Regions from separate parts of the Homo sapiens genome. Here region 2 is linked to region 1. Evidence: read pairs that join two places in POLR2A ChIA-PET (ENCODE). Cell type or tissue: GM12878. All regions are shown on one strand. Each heading gives the region's core, and the rest is flanking DNA. Links, peaks and the distances in the headings are about the cores only.

Region 1 (11,132 bases), core at 1,127-9,126:
CTTTCTTCAGAGACCTCAGGTAAGTTAGGAAAACAAAATGAACTCTTTGAAACAAATTAGGGGCGATAGAGTAGTGATGGTAGACATTGTCTCTAGTTCCCTGTTGTATGGTGGTAATCAGCAGTATAGTTTATGAAGTCAATTCTCTTAGACAGATTTTATCTGGTTTAGACAGAATGTCAGCTTGTTATATCTTTAAAAATTACTACTACAGCAAATCAGGATACCTAATTTTTTTTTTCTCCACTGTTTTTTTTGTTGTTGTTGTCGTTGTTTTTTTTTTTTTGAGACAGAGTCTCACTCTGTCGCCCAGGCTGGCGTGCAATGGCGTGATCTTGGCTCACTGCATCCTCCACCTACTGGGTTCAAGCGATTCTCCTGCCTCAGCCTCCTGAGTAGCTGGGATTACAGGCGCCTGCCACCATGCCCGGCTAATTTTTAGTAGAGATGAGGTTTCACCATGTTGGCCAGGCTGGTCTCAAACTCCTGACCTCTGGTGATCTGCCCACCTCAGCCTCCCAAAGTGTTGGGATTACAGGCGTGAGCGACCGTGCCTGGCCTTCTCCACTGTTTTCATAGTGAAGAAAGGACACCCAAATTTTGATCTGGTTCAGCTATTCACTATTCTATCCTGTGTGGTCTTAAGCAAGTTACATAACTTGCCTATATCTCAGTTTACTTAGCTATAATATAAATTAATTGGTCAAATGTTCTCTAAAGTCTTACTAGTTACAGTGTTCCATGGCCCAACAGCATCTACATTACCTGAGAGGCTGGTAGAAATGCAGAATCTTGGGCTCTACCTTAGGCCTTTGTAATTATTATCTGCATTTTAATTAGATCCCCAGATAATTCTAATTTTCATTAAACTTTGAGAGGTACTGCTCTAAGATACTTTCCAATTTAAAGTTTGATTATTCAGTGAATTTGAAGATTACCTGTTTTTAATAACCCAGAAGCATATGTATATGATTATCAACTTGATTTTCTGTTTACTTTTCTGTGACTATGATTGGAATGTGGACATCCTGACATATGGGACATAAGGGCCCATGACTTATTTCACTTAGAATCTCTAATGCTTTGCACACTACCTAGCACAAGACTAGAGCTTAAATAAATGTGTGATTTTTTTTTTAAATGTTGTTTTACTGACTCAACAAATCAGTAAAGATTTATCAAGTGCTTATGGTATACAAAATACACCATGTTAAGGCATATAGATATTTAAGTCCCCGTCCTTGCCCCCTGAATTATTATATTATAACCTGAATGAAGAGATAAGTTCTCAGGCATGAACTCTGAAACCCAAGATTTACATAATAATTGAATAAAATAGTATAAAAGATGGCACTGAATAGCTGCTGATTAATTGCTGAATTAAATGTTATAAATACTGGGGGATACTATAGCCTAGCAATTTTTTGAGCGATGCAATAATTAACCTGAGATATTAAACAAAGGCTAGGATTTAGAGGATATTGGAGGGGTAAGGACAAGAATGAAATCCACTATTTACATATTATAATATTCTTGGAAATCAATTTATTGGGTCAGACTTGACAGGAGCTGGCATATACCTGCTCTTAATGAGACTCTTGCCAGGATCTTGGATCCATATTATATTAACTGGGAGGAAGGTTAGACCAGATCACCTGCTGAAACTCTTCCAAAGGTACTCATCTTAATTGTTAAAATTAATTATCCTACTTAACATTATATATATTTCTCTGTCTTTTGGGAAGTACATTTAGGAGCAGAATGTTGAAATTTAACATATTTGTCTTTCAAAGTAGGATGCTCTGGTTCTGGAATCATGAGAATTTTTCTCTGACCAAAATGTGGATTCAGTATATTTTGTGTGTGTGCGTGAAGTGACTTAAGTCTGGCCTTCTGATCTAGTTCCCAGAATCTGTCTGGTTTGTTTGACAAGTATTAGTTTAATATTGGTGACCTAGTCTTAGAATTATAAATTTTGTCCAAAATCATGTATATTTAACTGAAGCAATTAATAAATTTCACCAAAAAGAGGCAAGCACTAAGAATGACCAATATAAATCAGATGAGATTTACAGGCAGTAAGTGCTTATTTTTAGAGGTTAAAAGATGTGAAATGTTTCATTTTTAAAAGTTCAATCCTGCTACTTCTGAAATTTCAAATATTTTATAAATGTTTGAAAACAATCTTTACCTGAGATGATGATCTGTTAAATATTTTTGCTAGCGCCAGTTAAAAGTGAGAAATGTTTTAGAAAAGACTGTTTTCCTGAGCAAATTACAGTAAGTACTATATGTATTAGTGAAAATAGCCTCCTTAAATTAGTCATTTATATGGTCTGGTTTTTTTGTTTGTTTGTTTGTTTTTTGTTGTTTTTAAGAAACAATAACGAGGAGTTTTTTGTTTGGAATTTTAGCCAACTTCATGTATTGCGGTACCCCTCCCACACAAGCCAAACAAGTTTGCAGACCCAGTGACCGCAGGTCAACCCGGCCCAAGCCTGCCAGGGTCCCTCCTGAGCTGCTGGGAGGCTCTCCTCCATGGAAGACTCTTGATCACAGGCTGGGCCACTGCTCTTTGTCTGAGTCAGGTTGGGTCTCTGGTTCATCCTCCTGTGGTGGGCCTGGGAACCAAAGAAAAAGTATTCATGTTGACTCACTTGAACCCCAGAGGGATCTTGGCAGGGAGGCCTGGGATATAGAAAGCACACCAATAATGATGAAGAAAAAGAAGAAGAAACCAAAGCAAAAGAGATATTCTCAACCACGGGCTGGAGGACCTTCGGATGATGACAATGCAGATAAGCCTAAAGGTCATCCATTTGCAGCTGACACACAAAAATCAGGTGTTCTCCCCAGCCAGCCTACCACTATGGGTACAGAATATGGACTTGTATCTGGAGAAAACTTGAAAAGGGAATGTTTAGTTAACTCCAGTGCAGCCAGACTGGTAGCTGAGAACTTTGTCTCAGAGAGTCTCAGAATTCCTTTATATCCTTCTGAAGAAGCCCCCAAAACTGCAATAAGTTCTCAGTCTAAGCTGAGAGTAGAGGAAGAGAGCAAAAGTAACAAGTCAGTACTACAAAACCAAGACAAGAAATTGCTGAAGCAACATGAATACAAACCACAGCCTGCACCCCACCTGAAGACTCCTGTAGATAAAAGCCAGTCAGTAGGCCCTCTCAATCTGAAAGGACCCCTAGCAGAAGTTTCTGCATACAATGTAGAAACCCCTTTGGATATCAGACTTAAAGAGGGTTGCTCTCCTTTCTTGGACCAAGAGGTTATGGGTGTAGTTTCAAAACCCACAGCAGCAAAAGAAATACCAAATTTGGTACCCACTTTGATAGCAAGTAATCCATTAGAATGTAATCTAAAAGAAGGGAATAATGAAAGTAAAATGACTAAACTGCAGAATGTCAAACTGAAGGAGTTTCCTGAAGGAGCTGAAGAGGATAAAGAACTAAAAAAGGAAGCTTTTCCCAACGAAAGACAAGAGATCAGCATCTTTACTTCTGAGCAGCTGCAGGGCCAAGTGTTGGTACAGGTCCCTGGGGTAGAGAATGAACCATTTAAGAGAATGGCAGGTGATGGCAAAAGCAGGAAGGGAAGGGGAAGTTCTGGGAAAATGAGAACAGATTCTGGGAAGGTAAAAGCAAAATCTGAGCTGCCATTTCTTCTGGACAGCCAGAAGGACGGAAGGGCTGTTCTCATACCGAGTGAGCCAGTCTCTAAAACTGAAGGAATGACTACTCAGGATAAGAGTGAGGAGCTGGGGCTGAATTCTTCAAAGCAACCAGGCACTAAGGCTGATCTCACGGAGGCAGTGGTGATGGGGGAGCCTAAAGAGATGACTCAGCCTAAGGTGGCAGGCACCATGCAGGCATTGATTCCTTTGGAAAGTGGATCAGGCATGACTCAGACTTCTGGTGTTAGCACAGAAACAGGAGATGTAGTCAAAGATATGGGTGTCAATAACCAGAGCAAGGAAGGAAGGTGTCCATGGAAGGATCATGAGGCAGCTCCCTGGATTTCTGAAAAGCCTAAAAAGAGAGGCAATGAAGGCAAAAGCAAAAAGTTTAAAAATAATTATTCCACACAGCCTGCTAGAATGGAGAGGAAGGAAGAAATCCTTAACCCACCTTTTGAAGGGAAGGATGGAGATACTGGTAGTATTCCCCATAAAAGCAAGGAAATAGGATTTACTTTCCCCAAAATGCATGATTCTTCGTTCTCACATACACCAGATACACCCACAGTGGAAGCAGTTGACAGGAAGGGTGGAAATTTTCAGGTTAATTTTGTTGAGCTTGGGACTCTTGGGGAAAACAAGATAAGCACAGTCAAGGCTTCTACTGTTACTGAACCACCTGCCAAGGTGACAGATGTGAGCTGCCAAGAGCAAATCCAGGGGGCAGGATTTGTTCCTTCAGTAGTATCTGAGGAGAATAAGACAGATGCAGCCAATAGATACACTGCAGTGGCTGACAAACCAAGTAAAAGGAGTAATGATGGAAAAAGTAAAAAGGTTAAAAATAGTTCTCCTGAGAAGCACATTCTGGAGAATAAGATAGATGCAACAAAAATACATGTTCCCATGGAAACCACAGGGGACCAGGGAATTGAAGGAATGGCCTATATGGACGAAAATAGAAATATTACATTTACCTGTCCCAGAACACCATCAGAGCTGATAAATAAATCATCTCCTCTAGAGGTTCTGGAATCAGCAGCCTGTGAAAAACTGCCCACTCCTACTCCTCAAGTAGTAAAGGAAGGTGATTCCTTTCCAGATACCTTGGCAAAAAATGGGCAAGAGATAGCCCCAGCCCAGATTTCCAAATCATTAATGGTAGATAACTACACCAAAGATGGAGTCCCAGGTCAAGAAAGACCCAAGGGTCCCTCTGCTGTTGTGCCCTCTACAAGCACAGGAGGAGTTGCTCTACCTATTACAACAGCCATAGAAACAGTTAACATTCATGGAGATCACTCTCTTAAGAATAAAGCTGAGCTTGCTGATTCCATGAAAAATGAAGCAGGGATCGATGAAGGGCATGTGATAGGAGAATCTGAGTCAGTGCACAGTGGTGCGTCTAAGCATTCAGTAGAGAAAGTCACAGAGCTAGCAAAAGGTCACCTCCTTCCTGGAGTGCCAGTAGAAGACCAGAGCCTACCAGGAGAGGCCAGAGCCCTAGAAGGATATGCAGATAGAGGTAATTTCCCAGCACATCCAGTGAATGAAGAGAAAGAGACTAAAGAAGGGTCTGTTGCAGTTCAGATTCCTGACTTACTGGAAGACAAAGCACAAAAGCTCAGTTTTTGTGAGGACCAAAATGCTCAAGATAGAAATTCCAAAGGTTCAGATAGTTTGAATAAGAAGGTAGATCTGACTCTTTTGTCTCCAAAAAGTGAAAATGATAAATTGAAAGAAATTAGTCTGGCTTGTAAAATCACGGAATTGGAAAGCGTTTCCTTGCCAACACCAGAAATCCAGTCAGATTTCTTACATAGCAAAGTCGAAGCTCCTCCTTCAGAGGTGGCGGATACGTTAGTAATAATGACTGCTTCCAAGGGTGTTCGACTCCCAGAACCCAAAGATAAGATTTTGGAGACACCTCAGAAAATGACAGAAAAATCTGAATCAAAGACACCAGGAGAAGGGAAAAAGGAAGATAAAAGCAGAATGGCAGAACCAATGAAAGGCTACATGAGACCCACCAAGTCCCGAGGACTTACTCCACTTTTGCCAAAGTCTACAATCCAGGAACAAGAGAGACATAAGCAACTGAAGTCCGCTGGTATGAACCTGCCATGGGGAAATGTGTGTGCTTGTGGCTTTTGAGTCAGCATCAGAAAGGCAAAGAGCTTGTGTCTTGGCTCCATCCAGACTCTAATCATCCTTGTTAATCATTGGTTTGTTGGCATGAAACCTATAACTGCTACGGTGTGTTTTCTGCAGCCAATGTGTTCCTTGTGTCCTGCTTGAGGAGGCTGGTAACTTGGTTGCATGCCTTTTTTACCCAGCACTGAACGTTGAATTTTAGGGGAAGTTGAATTTTCAATGAATTGTCTAACAAAAGACCTATCATCATCCATTTCTTAATTTTTTTAAAATTGTGCCTCCTATGTATCAAGTTTACAGCTAAATTTTAATCATTACTTGGTATAAGGATTCACAGGAGGAAAGAAAATATTTCATGTCTAGCTATGTGCATGAGATTTTTTTCAATTTATATGTAGCTTGTGCTGGTGGGACTAAATATCCAAACTGCTTTTAGGTTAAATGAAATCAGTCCACCTCCTTATGAGGAAATGGTGGCCTCAAACCAGCATTGGTAGGCACCGATTTATTTGTGTTTCTAGTAATGGGAAATGATCTCTCAATGATACAGATACATTTTTTGACCAGTTTGTTGCTTATATCCATTGCCCCACAGTTCCATGTGGGTTTGAGTTTTGGGCATAGTCTGTGTCCATCAAACATAGTCCATAAAACTTGCCCATGTTGTGTTCCTCATAATTTTACTCTTTTTTGGCTCTATTCAGTCAAGTAATTGGAATGAGATTAAGAAGATGATTCCTTTAAGATTTAGAAATGGTAGCCCCGTTTCCCCCCACCCCCAATTCCCCAAAAAAGTATACATTTAATCGTGGCTTCCCTGAATCTAGCTTTCAAAAAATGTTCCCTTGTCTTTGAGATTTTTCACAGCCTACAAGTGACACTATTTCTTAATCACTGTTTCCCAGCTTGCATGATGTAGCTACTAACTCCAGAATTTAAAAAAAACACCAATTGGTTTTAGTAGCCAGTCAGGCTTTTAGAGAGGTTTCATCATGGGATTGTGTTCTGCATGGTATGGACTTGTTCTTTTGGGTAAAGCTTGTCTATGCATGAGTATGTACCCACTAAGGAATACTGCTGTGTGAGTAAAGAATGCTAAAGGTTGTTATTTGCATAAGACATTCTCATCTTCTCTGTTTTTATCTTCTATTAGCTACCCTATTACCAAGGCAGAAAATGAAATAGTATGTAGAGGGCTTTCCAGCATTCATTGAGATTTCCAGTGTTCTATCCAGTTCTTTCGTTTTGGTTTCTAGACCCATTCTTTAGTTTCAGCAGTGATCTAAAAGTTAACATGTAATTTCTGTGAAATCCCAGCCATCTCTTTTTGCTCAGTATTTCCAAAGAAATGCAGAAAGAGGATTTGTTTTTCTTGAGGAAGCAAGACCAGTACTGCAGAACTTTTGGGGCCCTGCCTGGGTCAGGTCAGGCTCAGAGACTGTGTTAGCAGTGGCCTTACAGAGTGGGTATGGGAAGGATAATGGGTTTGGGACAAAATTTATTGTTTCTTCTATAAATTCTACCACACCTTTCCCCTAAGGACAATGTATACCTTTTTAATAGTTAAAAAAAAATTTTTAAACTAATTGTCGAATAGGTTAATACATTCACATGGTACAAAGGAGTATACAGTAAAACGTAAGTTGGCCTCCCTCCATTAACCGCCTTCCAGCTTTCCCTCTCCAGAGCAACCAGTGTTCACAATAGCTTATATATCCTTCCAGACAATTTATGTATAATAAGTAATAACATATATATTTCCTGATTTCATATAAATGAGACGTATACATACATACTGATGTGTGCTATTCTTTTTAAACTTAATTTTTAAAGAGATCTTTTAAGACTCAGTATAAAGAAGCCAGGCGCAGTGGCTCACACCTATAATCCCAGCACTTTGGGAGGCCGAGGCAGGCGGATCACCTGAGGTCAGGAGTTCGAGACCAGCCTCACCAACGTGGAGAAACCCCATCTCTACTAAAAATACAAAACTAGCTGGGTGTGGTGGTGCATGCCTGTAATCCCAGCTACTTGGGAGGATGAGGCAGGAGAATCACTTGAATCTGGGAGGTGGAGGTTGCAGTGAGCCGAGATCGCGCCACTGCACCCCAGCCTGGGCCACAAGAGGGAAACTCCATTTCAAAAAAAAAAAAGAATCAGTATAAAGAAAGAGGCCTCTTTTTTTTGTTTTTTTTTTTAATCTTTTTTCCTGGTACATGTCTCTAGATATGACTCATTCTTTTTTGATAGCTGTATACTATTTCATTACATAGGTATATACTAATGTATTATAGTACTTTTTTTTTTTTTGAGACAGAGTTTTGCTCTCATTGCCCACGAAGGAGTGCAATGGCATGATCTCAGTTCACCGCAACCTCTGCCTCCTGGGTTCAAGTGATTCTCCTGCCTCAGCCTCCCGAGTAGCTGGGATTACAGGCATGCACCACCACGCCCAGCTAATTTTGTATTTTTAATAGAGACGGGGTTTCTCCATGTTGGTCAGGCTGATCTCAAACTCCCAACCTCAGGTGATCTGTCTGCCTCAGCCTCCCCAAAGTGTTGGAATTACAGGTGTTGAGCCACCGTGCCTGGCCAGTACTTCTTTACTGATGCACATTTAGGTGTTTCCCAACTTTTTTTCATTAGAAATATGGTACATAAACTATCTTTGTATCTATAGGATGTCATCTTCATGTGTGTGCGTCTGTGTAATAAAAAGGGGCTCCGGAGTAAGAATCTCTGGTTTGAAGAATATGTATTCATAATTTTGATGGGTGTTCCATATTGCTCTCTGTAGGCCTACAGAGATGTCCCTTGTAGAGAAAGGTACATCTCTACTCCCACCCTCAACATAGACAAATACCTGTTTCCCTGCCTTTCTCTACTAGTGTGATTTTTTTTTTTTTTTTGGTTATGTGTACTGATCTAATCGGTGAAAAATTATTTCATGGCATAGATTTTGTGTGTGTGCTGTTTTTTGTTTGTTTTTTTTGTTTTTTGAGATGGAGTTTCACTCTTGTTGCCCAGGCTGGAGTGCAATGGCACGATCTTGGCTCACTGCAACCTCCACCTCCCAGGTTCAAGCGATTCTCCTACCTCAGCCTCCCTAGTAGCTAGGATTATAGGTGCCTACCACCACGCTCAGCTAATTTTTTGTATTTTTAGTAGAGCTGGGTTTCACTATGTTGGCCAGGCTGGTCTTGAACTCCTGACCTTAGGCGATCCACTTGCCTCAGCCTCCCAAAGTGCTGGGATTACAGGCATGAGCTACCATGCCTGGCTGTGTTTTATTTTTTTTTTAGTGACTTCTTCATGTATTAACAAGTTTATAAAAGCCAATCCATGCTCTGAAATTATGAAAATATTTTCTTTTCTCTTCTATTAATATTTTTCATTTTAAATTGTTGGCCAATCTAGAATTTGCTTGTTTGTGGGGTTTTTTTTTTTTGTTGTTGTTGTTGTTTTGGTATGTTTTGTTTATAAGGTTGTGAGGCAGGGTTACTTGGTCATCCCACCATCATGTTTATAATCGATCTCCCACTGAACTGCCACCTTTGTCATACCCTAAATTTCTGCATGTATTTGGTCTATTTCTGGACTTTCTTTCCTGATCCATTGATCTTTCCACCAGGCTTCCTAATATATTTTAATATCTAATAGGGCTAGCCCAACCCCTTGCCCTATTATTCTTTTTCAGAGTTGTCCTATTCTTATTTTTTAGTTTTGTAGAAGAAAAATTAATCCACTCAATATTTTTCTTGAAGTCACTGTTTCTAGCTTATCGTAGGGAGAGTTTATGTCTTGCATATCGAGTTTTTCTGTCGAACAGCATAATGTGTTCACATGTTTTGTTAGTCCATCACTGGTGTTTATCTTTGTTCCTCACTTTGAATCATTCATGTTAACTGCCCTGCCCCCATATTGCTACCAATTCTCACATATCTTGTTCTCATTCGTCTTGTGGTCAAATGGTGTCACCCATGGTTTCCATTGTTTGGACAGTAAAGATATTACAAATGGTGTTGGCTGGGCACAGTGGCTCACACCTGTAGTCCCAGCACTTTGGGAGGCTGAGGTAGGCAAATCACTTGAGGCCAGGAGTTCAAGACCAGCCTGGCCAACATGGTGAAACCCCATCTCTACTAAAAATACAAAAAGTAGCCACGCATGATGTTGCATGCCTGTAATTCCACCTACTCAGGAGACTGAGGCAGGAGAATCGCTCTCTTGAACCCAAGAGGCAGAGGTTCCAGTAAGCCAAGATCACAACACTGCCCTCCAGCCTGGGCGATAGAGTGAGTGAGACTCCATCCCCCGCCCCGCCCCTCTCTAGCCCCCCCGCCCAAAAAAAAAAAAGATATTATTAGTGGTGTTAGTAAAAATAATAGTACCTCTAACTAATCCGGGTGTTAATAATAATAGCACTGGCCAGGCGCAGCAGATCACCTGAGGTCAGGAGTTCGAGACCAGCCTGGCCAACATGGTGAAACCCCATCTCTACTAAAAATACAAAAATTAGCTGGGTATGACAGCGCACGCCTGTAATCCCAGCTACTCAGGAGGCTCAGGAGAATTTCTTGAACCTAGGAGGCAGAGGTTGCAGTGAGCCAAGATCGCACCACTGCACTCCAGCCTGGGAGACAGAGTGAGACTCCATCTCAAAAAATAATAATAATAATAATAGCACCTACCACCTATTGAGTTGATTTTATTTGCCTGGTTATCTGGAAATAGGTAAATAGATCATACACACACACATAAAATAACACTATTAAAGATTATCTCCATTTTTCAGGTGAGAAAATGGAGGCTGTCAAGGTCACATAGCTGGTGAAGTGCCAGGGTTAGAATTTGAATCCAAGTCTTTATGTTTCTAAGATCCATGCTTTTCTTAGACTTGCTTCAGAAGCTTCCGGAAGTTTCAGGTACTTAAAAAGAAAAAGATGAAGGTTGACAATTAGTAAACATAAAATAGACTTTTTTTAGTATCTAGGCACTAATTAAACACTTTTCTACTTGGAGAAATAAAGATACATCATGAAAATATAAACTGTGAATTAGAGGTTAATTTAGGATTAGAATCTAGGTCTTTTGACTCTGTCTAGCATTTTATTGTCCAGAGAGTCTGTGTTTGATTTATTTACATGTACTTTTTAACACCCAGCCTAGAGCTTTATATATACATGATGCCTAATGACATTTTTTGAATTATAAGTGAATTATCTTTTTGCTGATCTTACCCTGTTTAGAAGTAGGGAAAGTGAATATATTGCCAAAGTCTCTTCCAGCT
Region 2 (11,132 bases), core at 2,118-10,117, 240 kb after region 1:
ACAGCAGGAAGTCTTTTTTGGTTTTGGTTTTTGTGTGTGTTTTTTTTTTTTTTTTTTTTTTTTTGAGATAGTCTCGCTCTGTTGCCCAGGCTGGAGTGCAATGGTGCGGTCTTGGCTCACTGCAACCTCTGCCTCCTGGGTTCTCTTGCCTCAGTCACTGGAGCAGCTGGGACTATAGGCATGAACCACCACTCTCGGCTAATTTTTGTATTTTTAGTAGAGATGGGGTTTCACCGTGTTGGCCAGGCTTGTCTAGAACTCCTGACCTCAAGTGATCCACCCACCTTGCCCTCCCAAGGGCTGAGATTACAGGCAGGAGCTACCACGCCTGGCCAGTCTTTGAAATAAGCCAGCATTTCTTATAGAAGTTTAGGCTCCTTAAAGTGTTTTATTCCTGTTAGTCAAAGACTTACCATGATAGTTTGCGTAACACAGTCCCCTGAGCTTGGAAAGGAATTCTACTGAGCTCCATCTTCAGCATTTAAAAATGAGCAAATAATTTCTGATTTTGTTTCCTTAGAGTAAAGGTGCTAGTGCTGGAAGAGAATGGACTGAACAGGAGACCCTTCTACTCCTGGAGGTAAGCAGATTAATGCATATGGGATGTGTGCTAAGATTCTTTGACTAGCATTTTATTTTGTTTTGTTTTATTTAGAGGCAGGGTCTCGCTGTGTCACCCAGGCTGGAGTGCAGTGGCCTGATGGTAGCTCAGTGCAGCCTCTACCTCCCAGGCTCAGGCGATCCTCTTACCTTCAGTCCTGAATAGCTGGGACTAAGGGCGTGTGCCACCATGCCTGGCTAATTTTTGTATTTTTTGTAGCAATGGGCTTTCACCATGTTGTCCAGGCTGGTCTCAAACTCCTGGACTCAAGCAATCCTCCCACCTTGGCCTCCCAAAGTTCTGGCATGAACCACTGTGCCTGGCCTGTGACTAGCATTTTAAACTCACCTATAGTATTCTGTTTTAAAAAGTGTCCACTGGAGCTCAAAACTCAATCACAAATGTGTTTTCCTTTAGAACAGCCATCATGCTTTGATAGTTGATACTTAAATCCTTTTCTGTGTCTCCATGTAGTTAGGTATTGAGATGATTAAATTGATAATTTTTATAGATTCATTGAGGATGTTTAAGTGAAGCTAATTCCTAATCACAAAATAAGTTGTGAATGTGTGACAATTAGAAATAAAGTGACTACTAAGACAATTGGTGTCATTGCCTGGATTTATCCTAAGATGTCGCTGCTCCTTTTGCACCATGAATGCAAATGTCAACATAATGAAAAAGGCAGTAGTGTCTTAGTATTATCAAGGAAATTGTTTGACATCGCAGTCCTCCTAAAAGAGCCTGGTGCCCTCTGGGTTCCCAGACCACATAGAGTGGACTTGGTGACATTTTGGTTGCTGTACTGCTTTGATGGTTTTTCAGGTTGTTCCAATAGTTGTAATTACTGTAGAAGTATCATTGGTGCATCATCAAACTATTTCCATTTCTTTTTTGTATTCCTCTTTTACTTTTTCTTGCTGTTTTCTGGTTCTCCCCCCAACCTTATCTTTCTCTGTTGTGATCAAAATCAAAACAATCCCTTGTTTTGTGTTTTTTTGCCTCTATTTTAATATATTCTCATATGCCCATTCAGTATCAGTGATACGCAGAGAGCTTTGCTGACTCACTTTTTACTTATTTATTTAACTATCTTTCCTATGGTACTGACTGACTCACTTTCAATTTCAGGACTATTTTGTATAGCCATATCTACTAGATTTTAATATTAATTAAAATGAACCGTGTTTTCAGTACTTGTGGGTGACTATAAACACACTTTTGTATTGCTATTTTGGAATCTTTGGGCTCTGGAGAGAAAGTAAGTTGTATAACAATGACTGGAGCAACAGTTGTTCTTTTTCCTGCTGCACATTGATGCTGGAACTTTTCTCCTTTTTCACATTTAAGATTAGTAGGTAGTAAAAGTGAGGTAAGAATGACTGAGCTACTGTTGACACTAAAGACATCCAAGAAAACCACAGTATTACACAACAGTGCATTTTCTCTCCTTCAGGTGGAATCTGTGAAGTGTTTGATTTTTCTTTTAATCTTGCAATTCAGTCAACAGGAATTGTTTGCAATAACACAAAGAGAAATAAAAGACTTCTCCACATCAGTGTTTACCACTAACATCTTCGATTTATATAGTTTATTTAGAGATACTTAATAGCTTAAGAATATGAAGTCAGATGAGTATTTTTAAATGGATTTATAATCAAATATAGTCTCTTTCTAATAAATCGATAAATCTGGTAGACTCATTGGGGTTTGCTGTTTTCAAAATAGCATCGTACCTTTTTTTTTTTTTTAAGACAGGGTTTTTCTCCCTTCCCCCATGCTAGTGTGCAGTAGCGCAGTCTCAGTCCACTGCAGCCTCAATTTCCCGAGCTCAGGCGATCCTCCCAGCTCAGCCTCTCGAGTAGCTGGGACTACAGGTGTGCACCACCATGCCTGGCTAGTTTTTTTGTATTTTTAATAGAGATGGGGTTTCACCATGTTGCTCAGGCTGGCATACTATTTTATTAAACAAATATACCACACAGGCAGCATTCCAAATATTTATCGTATTCTTGAGCACACCCCTTTGATTTTTAAAAGACCTTGTTTCATAAAGTCTTTTATCAAAGCACAGCTTTTGGGTAAATGCTGAAGGTTAATATCTGGTTATGTTCATTTCCTTGTTATCTTATTGTAAATATTGGAGGCAACATTTCAATTTTGGAAATAGTCAAAGTGGAATGTATACGATAGATGAAGGAATGCAGTTTGAAAAAGAAAAATCTTTAATCGGTAGAAATGAAGGATAATGTAAGGTTTTATATTAACGTTTTAAAAAGAAATTACTCTGTAAGATCAAGATGATGATGGCCTGTTTGAATAAGACTTCAGTTGTAAAAAGGTGTGGGGAATTTCTACTTGAAAATATGTCATTAGAATGAGTAGGCCTATAAAGTCTAAAGTTTGAGGTAAAAAAACAAAACAGCACAACAAGAATAAGTAGCTATAAAAGGCCATGACAGTCTTTATGGAAGTTTGAAATTCTGTTGATATAATCAGGGCACCAGAATGAAAGAGAGATAATGGAGCCACTCTATTCCACAGTGACTAAAGAATTTTTTTTCAAGTTAATATATATGTACATGCGTATCTATATATATATGCACATATTTATTTATTTAATATAGAGGCAGGGTTTTGCTATGCTGTCCATGCTGGTCTTGAACTCCTGGTCTCTAGTGATCCTCCTGCCTCAGCCTCCCAGAGTACTTAGATTACAGACGTGAGCCACTGTACTGGGTTCACAGTTTCTTTTTTCTTTGAGAAGGAATCTCACTCTGTCACCAGGCTGGAGTGCAGTGACATGATCTCAGCTCACTGCAACCTCTGCCTCCTGGGTTCACGCAGTTCTTCTGCCTCAGCCTCCCGAGTAGTTGGGACTACAGGCACGCGCCACCATGCCCAGCTAATTTTTGTATTTTCAGAAGACACGGGGTTTCACCATGTTGGCCAGGATGGTCTCGATCTCTTGACCTCGTGATCTGCCCGCCTCAACCTCCCAGAGTGCTGGGATTACAGGCACAAGCCACCGCGCTTGGCCTTCACAATTTCTTTTAAGTCCACAACTGATTGCAGTATTCTTCCTGTTCATTTATAATTATTCTTGGGCTTGAAAGTGACAAGACTTGAATTTGTGAGCTCACTGATTCTCCCGTGATAGCTCTAGTGTTTGTCATGTATGCTTTGCTTTCTCATGCTATTTATTTTCCCTTAGATAATTAATAGACATAAAGGCTATGCCTGCAAAGAAAACTTGTAATTTATTAACATTTATTTATCACTGTAAGAGTTTCTCTCTCTCTCTTTTTTTTTTTTTTTTGAGACGGAGTCTCGCTCTGTCGCCCAGGCTGGAGTGCAGTGGCGTGATCTCGGCTCACTGCAAGCTCCGCCTCCCGGGTTCACACTATTCTCCTGCCTCGGCCTCCCAAGTAGCTGGGACTACAGGTGCCTGCCACCATGCCCGGCTAATTTTTTTGTGTTTTTAGTAGAGACGAGGTTTCACCATGTTAGCCAGGATGGTCTCGATCTCCTGACCTCGTGATCGGCCCACCTCAGCATCCCAAAGTGCTGGGATTACAGGCGTGAGCCACCGTGCCTGGCCCGAGTTTCTCTCATTTTTTATGCCAGCTAAATAATAGGAAACATAGCATTAGAAGATATTCAGTAACCAACATGAAAGATTTCCTCACAGTGTGCATACACTTTACATACTTTTTCTTGATGCAAAACCCAGGAAATATATCATTCTATGTACTTTTGAACTACACTAAGATGCATAGTAAATCTTCTATTAAAAAACTTTTCTTAAGGACAGAGATGTCCAATCTTTGGCTTCCCTGGGCCACATTGGGCCACACATAAAATACACTAACACTAACAATAGCTGATGAGCTTAAAAAAAAATCCCCCCAAAAAATCATAGTGTTTTAAGAAAGTTTATGAATTTGTATGGGCCACATTCAGCGCCATCCTGGGCCACATGTAGGCTGCAGGCCACAGGTTGGACAAGCTTGGTTTAGCTAAGAGAACCTTTTTTTTTTTTTTTTTTAATTAGGAAAACAGTCTGCCTTTTTACATTTGAGAGCCATAGCAAAGTCAGATTTATTTCTTGGTTTAGTTCAGTTTCCTGTGGTTTGAGTTCAGTAAACTTTATTAGGTATTGTGTTTTGGACACTGACAGACACTGCAGGTAGAGATCTGTAGAACACAATCTGTACCTTTAAGGAATTCATAGTCTGCTTAAGTGACAGAGAAAGATAAAACACAAAGCTTGAATGCGGAATTCCCAGCTTTATGATTAGAGGTATGTCCAGAGCACAAGAGCTGTACAGAGGAGTTGCTTTGCAAACAAGCCAGGTAGATAAGACATAATGAACAGGCTTCTGGGAATGGTATAGCTGTGTTGGTCCTAAAACATGATGTTTCCAGTGCAGAACAAATGGTTCATAGGCACAATACCTAGTAGGAATAGATCAGTGGGGCCTGTGTATTGTTGAAACGTGAAGAGTAGGGAATAGGGCGGGAGAAGTAGGCAGTGTCCTGATCATGTTTGGCTTAATTTCATAAGATAATGACACATAATAAAATAGTTTTAGGCAGGAGAGAAAGAGTGTTTTATGTAAAACATATTTCACCCTAGCAGCGTGGAGAAGGATGAAATTACTATAGAAAGGTAATTATAATAATCGATCTATGAGGCTGAGATGGAAGGATTGCTTGAGGCCAGGAATTGGACAGCAGCTTGGGCAACATAGCAAGACCGTGTCTCACAAAAAAAAAAAAAAGAGAGTGAGTGAGTGTATCCAGGTTAAGTAATGATGAAGACCTGAACCTGGGTTATGGCAGGATGAATGAAGCTGTTTTGTAGCATTATAAGATACTTACTAAAAACTTTCATTGAATCATCCTCCTTCCTGGCCAGTGTGTCACCGCATTATTCTCTTTTCAAAACATCACTTTAATTTGCCTCTCTTATTAGCATTATTATCAGTTCCTAGGCTCAGACATTTACAGATTCTCAACTCTGTGCTCTTCTGGATGCTGAGTCTTGCTTGGATTTTGTATCTCAGAAGTTTCCCCAACTCCACCTTTATTCTGGAAAAAAACTTGATGAACTTTCTTATTGTTCCCTGGCGAAAGGAACATGAAAAAATATTTTTTAATTAAAAATTTCATTGGAAAAGGGCATGATAGAGCATGTCTAGAAAATCCCTATTTATAATTAGAAACATAATACAGCCCCAGTAGATATATTTCTACTTCCGTGGACCCGAGTGAGATTTATTTTTCTTTTTTCTTACAATCTGGATCTTTCAAAAAGTAATTCCTTCTCGAACTACCTGAGGTTACTGAATATCCAGAGGAAACCCAGAATTAGCCTAGTTTTTCAAGGGATTTAATGTGTCAGGCCATTTGCTGGCTTGGGTTTTGAGAAGTCCTCTACCATTCCAGCAGAAATGAAAGCCTGAGCAGCAGTTGGAACCCAGAGTTAAGAATTAATTGATGTCCAGGTGCAGTGTTTCACACCTGTAATCTCAGCACTTTGGGAGGCTGAGGCGGGAGGATTCCTTGAGTTCAGAAGTCCGTGACCATCCTGGGCAATACAGTGAGAACATGTCTCTAAAAATTAAGAAAAAAAAATCTTTGAAGTAAAATAATTAACTGAAAAAGTAAACATGGAGACAACTATTGTTATAGAAAGCTCAATCTCACAGTGTAGAGCAGCAAATTAGGCTCTAATGCAAGGTTTTTCAGTTGGAGCATTCAATATTGACATTTGGGCCAGATTTTTTTGTTGTTGGGGTGGAGGGTTCATATATGTTTTACAGCATACATGGCCCCTCCTTGCTGTTAGATACCAGCAGCACTTCTCCAGTTGGGTCAACCAAAAATGTCTGCAGACATTGCCAGTGTCCTCAAGGGGGCAAAAATTACCCTTCATTGAGAACCATGGTCCTGGAGAGAATGGTGTGAGAGTAGCAACTTCAGTATGCCACTAAATAAATTCTTTTTATCCAATTAATTCCTCAACATTCTTAGCACCACATAGTTGTGGTTTTCTTTCTACTGTTCTATCCGTTTTTCCCTCGGAGACTCCTTTTACTCTTTTTGTTGGTTTCTTTCAGGATTTTCTCTGAAAAAATAATAAATTATAAAACTAGAAATGTATGTAGTTTATAAATTTTAGAATCAGTTTATCAATTTCTACTAAAAAGAAGCCTACTTGGAGTTTGACTGGAATTGTATTGAATCTGTAGTTCAACTTGGAAAGAACTGACATCTTAATACTGAGACTTCTAATGAATGAACACAATATATCTCTTCCTTTATTTGGGTCTTTGAGTTCTCTCATGTTTTACTCATTCTAGTCTGTTGCTCTTATACATTCTTTATTATGTTTATTCCTCCTAAGTATCTCATTATGCTATTTAAGACAGGGTCTTTTTTTTTTTTTTTTTAGAGTTTATTAAGCAGGGGAGTGGAGGGGAGATGTGGCACAAATAGAAGTATGTAACATTCAAACAACAGAAACTAGGATTTTTGAAAAAACTTTCAGTTACAGTTACGCAAAGGGTCACTTCCTCCCCCAACGACGCATGGGCCTCTCAAAGGAGAGGAGGGAGTAAGTCCCATGGTAGGGCCAGTGCTTGCTCCTGGGTTTTGGAATCATTTCTGCGGAGCTTTCAAAGCCAGACCCTGGGCTCAGGGTTGAGACTTCATAGCGGTGACAGCTAGACCCAGCAAGATGGCTGTGACCGTGAAACCCTGGGCGGCGATCCAGGTGCACATCATGAGCTGAGAGCGCTGGCTGTTGCCCCGGTGGAAGGAATAGAGGCTGTAGGTGAGGGCGGCCGCCGTGGCCAGGCAACCTATGGGTACCACCGGGTTCTCGTGGGTCTTGTGAAGGAACTTTTCCTTGAAACTCTCTGGATTCCTGTAAACAGTGGGGCTAAGCCCCTCAATGACTGGGGGCTTCGATGGTTCAAAGGGGACCTCTGGAATCACAGGGCCGGAGTCGCCATGTCTGGGCCACAGCAGCAGGAGAAAATCGCGACCTAAGACAGGGTCTTGCTGTGTTTGTCAGGCTGGCCTTGAACCCCTGGGCTCAAGAGATCCTCTCGCCTCAGCCCCCTGAGTAGCTGGGAGTACAGATGTGTGCCACTACACCCAGCTTTTATGTTATTTTAAATACTTTTTTCTTCCTATTTAAAATTGTTCATTGCTATTATGTATGGAAATATAGTTCAGTTTCTCTATTGCCCTTCTATCCTGTGACTTTGCTCAGCTATTCAGTTTTAGTACTTTTTTTTATAGCTTCCTTAGAATTTTCTACATAAACAGTCATGTCTGTATGTATTAGTAAAAAAGCCCTTCCTTCCTTCCTTCCTTCCTTCCTTCCTTCCTTCCTTCCTTCCTTCCTTCCTCCCCTCCCCTCCCCACCCCTCCCCTCCCCTCTCCCCTCCTCTCCCCTACCCTCCCTTCCCTCCTTTCCTTCCTCCCTCCCTCCCTCCCTTCCTTCCCTCCCTCCCTCCCTCCCTCTTTTCTTTTGTTTCTTCTTTTCTTTCTTTCTATCACTCTTGCCGCCTAGGCTGGAATGCAGTGGCACAATCTCGGCTCACTGCAACTTCTGCCTCCCAGGTTCAAGCGATTCTGGTGCCTCAGTCTCCTGAGTAGCTGGGATTACAGGCACGCACCACCATGCCCAGCTAATTTTTGTATTTTTAGTAGAGATGGGGTTTCACCATGTTATTGGCCAGGCTGCTCTCGAACTCCTGACCTCAGGTGATCTGCCCACCTCTGCCTCCCAAAGTGCTGAGATTATACGCGTGAGCCACCGTGCCTGGACTACTTTCTTTACAGTATGCATGTCTTTTATTTATTTTACTTGCCTGATTGAAAATAATCTAAGGAAACCATCAAATCTTTCTATTTATGCATAAATATTTGCATTAATTTTTTTTAAAAAAGCTATCTAAAGAACTTCTAATATTACACATTACTTTCTTGTTACCTGACATGAAAGCATCTGTTTTTTCTGTCTTAGGCCCTGGAGATGTACAAGGATGATTGGAACAAAGTGTCGGAACATGTTGGAAGTCGTACTCAGGATGAATGCATCCTCCACTTTTTGAGACTTCCCATTGAGGACCCATACCTTGAGAATTCAGATGCTTCCCTTGGGCCTTTGGCCTACCAGCCTGTCCCCTTCAGTCAGTCAGGAAATCCAGTTATGAGTACTGTTGCTTTTTTGGCATCTGTGGTGGACCCTCGCGTGGCATCTGCTGCAGCAAAAGCGGCTTTGGGTATGGACTTCCCTAAACCATCTCCTCAACAGAAAAACTCAGTTTATCCCAATTTAAATATTACCAGCCGTTACATTCATTTCTTTTAATGTAAATAACAAAAATCAGATATTACCTGTGAAAGATACCATATTCTTTATAAAAGTATTACAATATTTGGCTGGACACCAAATTAGCTGGGTGTGGTGGCACATGCCTATAGTCCCAGCTACTTGGGAGGCTGAGGCAGGAGAATCGCTTGAACCCAGGAGGCAGAGGTTGCAGTGAGCCGAGATCGTGCCACTGCACTCCATCCCCTGGGCAATAGAGCAAGACTCCGTCTCAAAAAAAAAAAAAAAGTATTACAAAATTTTTAAGTAATGCACCTTAAAATTAAGAGCTTTAGGAATTGGAGGGACAGAGGTTTTTTATTGTGTATTTTGTGATTAATTTAGAATTTGGTGTAACTAGCAAAGGAAGTCATTTAATATTCATGGGTTACACATTAATTGTAACTAGAACTTTGTCACATCATAGAACTCTTTCTTGGTTTTATGGATGTTTAATCCTTGCTGTTTTTGTTTTTTTGACTTATTAATCTAGTAAGCAGTTAAAATATGGACAGCAGTTTTGATTATTACTGGCATAAGTTGAAAGATCTCTTATTTCAAGGCTCTGTGATGTGTAGGAGAAAATGTAGAACCATAGAATTTCATTATTATTACTATTTTTTGTCTCATTTAGTCCTCTCATTTTTCTGGTATAGAGGGACTGAGAGCCTGAAGAGGTTGCTACACCTAAGACAATAATACTGTGTTGGGTTTCCTGGTGGTGGTTTTACACTGAAGCAAATTTTTGTGCAAAGTTAGATTGCTGTTCCATTTTTATTCTTGAACCAGAGGAGTTTTCTCGGGTCCGGGAGGAGGTACCACTGGAATTGGTTGAAGCTCATGTCAAGAAAGTACAAGAAGCAGCACGAGCCTCTGGGAAAGTGGATCCCACCTACGGTCTGGAGAGCAGCTGCATTGCAGGCACAGGGCCCGATGAGCCAGAGAAGCTTGGTGAGTCACTGCTGCTTTTAAGGGACAGGGTTAATATATGTTTGTATTCCTGTCAGTTTACTCAAATAATTGGGTTTACTTGCACTAAAAAGTGAGTACAATGATCAGTATAAACTTGTCTTTTAAGATTAGTACATGATTTTTTTTCTCTTGTCTGTTTCTTTTGGTAGCTAGAACTAAAAAATTATCTTGTAACTGTTAATGGTATTACAGTTGTGAATTATCTGGTTGCTGTTTGTAGATCCAGGTTTTGAATAGACAGATACAAGAATACTGAAAGATGCATGGAACTGTAGGTGAAAAAAAGAATATTGAAAGGACTTATGATTATGTTAATTTATATGTTGCTGAGTGGGTTTAAATTCATTGTTTTGGGGGTTTTTTTAGCTGAGGAAAAATTCCTGTAACATAAAATTCCTCATTTTAACTGCTTAAAAGTATATAACCTAGTAGCTTCTGCTATATTTACAATGCTGTGTGTCTATCACCACTATCTAATTCCAGAACATTTTCCTCATCCCAATAGGAAGTCACATACTTATTAAGTGGTCACTCCCCATTCCTTTTGCTCTTCAGCTGTGGTACCCACTAACAATCTGCTTTCTGTCTCTATGGGTTTGCCTATTCTGGACATTTAATATAAACAGAATCATATAATATGTGGCCTTTGTGTCTGCTTCTTTGACTTAGCATAATGTTTTCAAGGTTCTTCCATGCTGTAGCATGCATCAGTATCTCATTCTTGTCAGTGCTGATTATTTCTTTGTGTGGATATACCCAATTATATTTATTTGTCAGTTCATGGACATTTTTATTGTTTCCACTTTTTTTTTTTTTTTTTTTTTTTTTAGACAGAGTCTTGCTCTGTCGCCCAGGCTGGAGTGCAGTGGCGCGATCTCAGCTCACTGCAAGCTCTGCCTCCCTGGTTCACGCCATTTTCCTGCTTCAGCCTCCCGAGTAGCTGGGACTACAGGCGCCTGCCACCACGCCCAGCTAATTTTTTGTATTTTTAGTAGAGACAGGGTTTCACCATGTTGGCCAGGATGGTCTCGATCTCCTGACCTCGTGATCTGCCCGCCTCGGCCTCCCAAAGTGCTGGGATTATAAGCATGAGCCACCGCACCTGGCCTATTGTTTCCACTTTTATACTACTATGAAAAATGCTGCTATGAGTACTTATATACAAGC

What was found. Peaks named below come from ENCODE experiments on the same cell type or tissue, not always from the same donor. Only the 100,000 strongest peaks of a DNase experiment are listed, where the experiment ranks them.
Region 2: POLR2A ChIA-PET joins it to region 1 with 10 read pairs; 2 of 35 experiments call an interaction of 5 or more read pairs at or near these places.

What each region holds. Positions count from the first base shown.
Region 1 is chr3:47,903,704-47,914,835 of GRCh38, reverse strand. It overlaps MAP4 (microtubule associated protein 4), which reads left to right. Exons shown (of 21, transcript NM_001385682.1): 8 at 1-19; 9 at 2,415-5,798. Among named protein-coding and RNA genes, the nearest start is that of MIR1226, 60 kb to the right of the region's middle. In GM12878, for the core only: no CTCF peak of the experiment used is centred there; no DNase peak of the experiment used is centred there.
Region 2 is chr3:47,660,106-47,671,237 of GRCh38, reverse strand. It overlaps SMARCC1 (SWI/SNF related BAF chromatin remodeling complex subunit C1), which reads left to right. Exons shown (of 28, transcript NM_003074.4): 19 at 521-580; 20 at 8,646-8,904; 21 at 9,783-9,944. HIGD2AP2 (HIGD2A pseudogene 2) reads right to left here and starts at 8,518. Exons shown (of 2, transcript XM_047449430.1): 1 at 8,487-8,518; 2 at 7,304-7,625. The coding sequence starts at 8,518. The coding sequence ends at 7,304. SNORD146 (small nucleolar RNA, C/D box 146) reads left to right here and starts at 9,544; the gene lies at 9,544-9,673. RefSeq lists a silencer at 2,455-2,658. In GM12878, for the core only: a CTCF peak has its summit at 6,505 (motif pointing right); no DNase peak of the experiment used is centred there.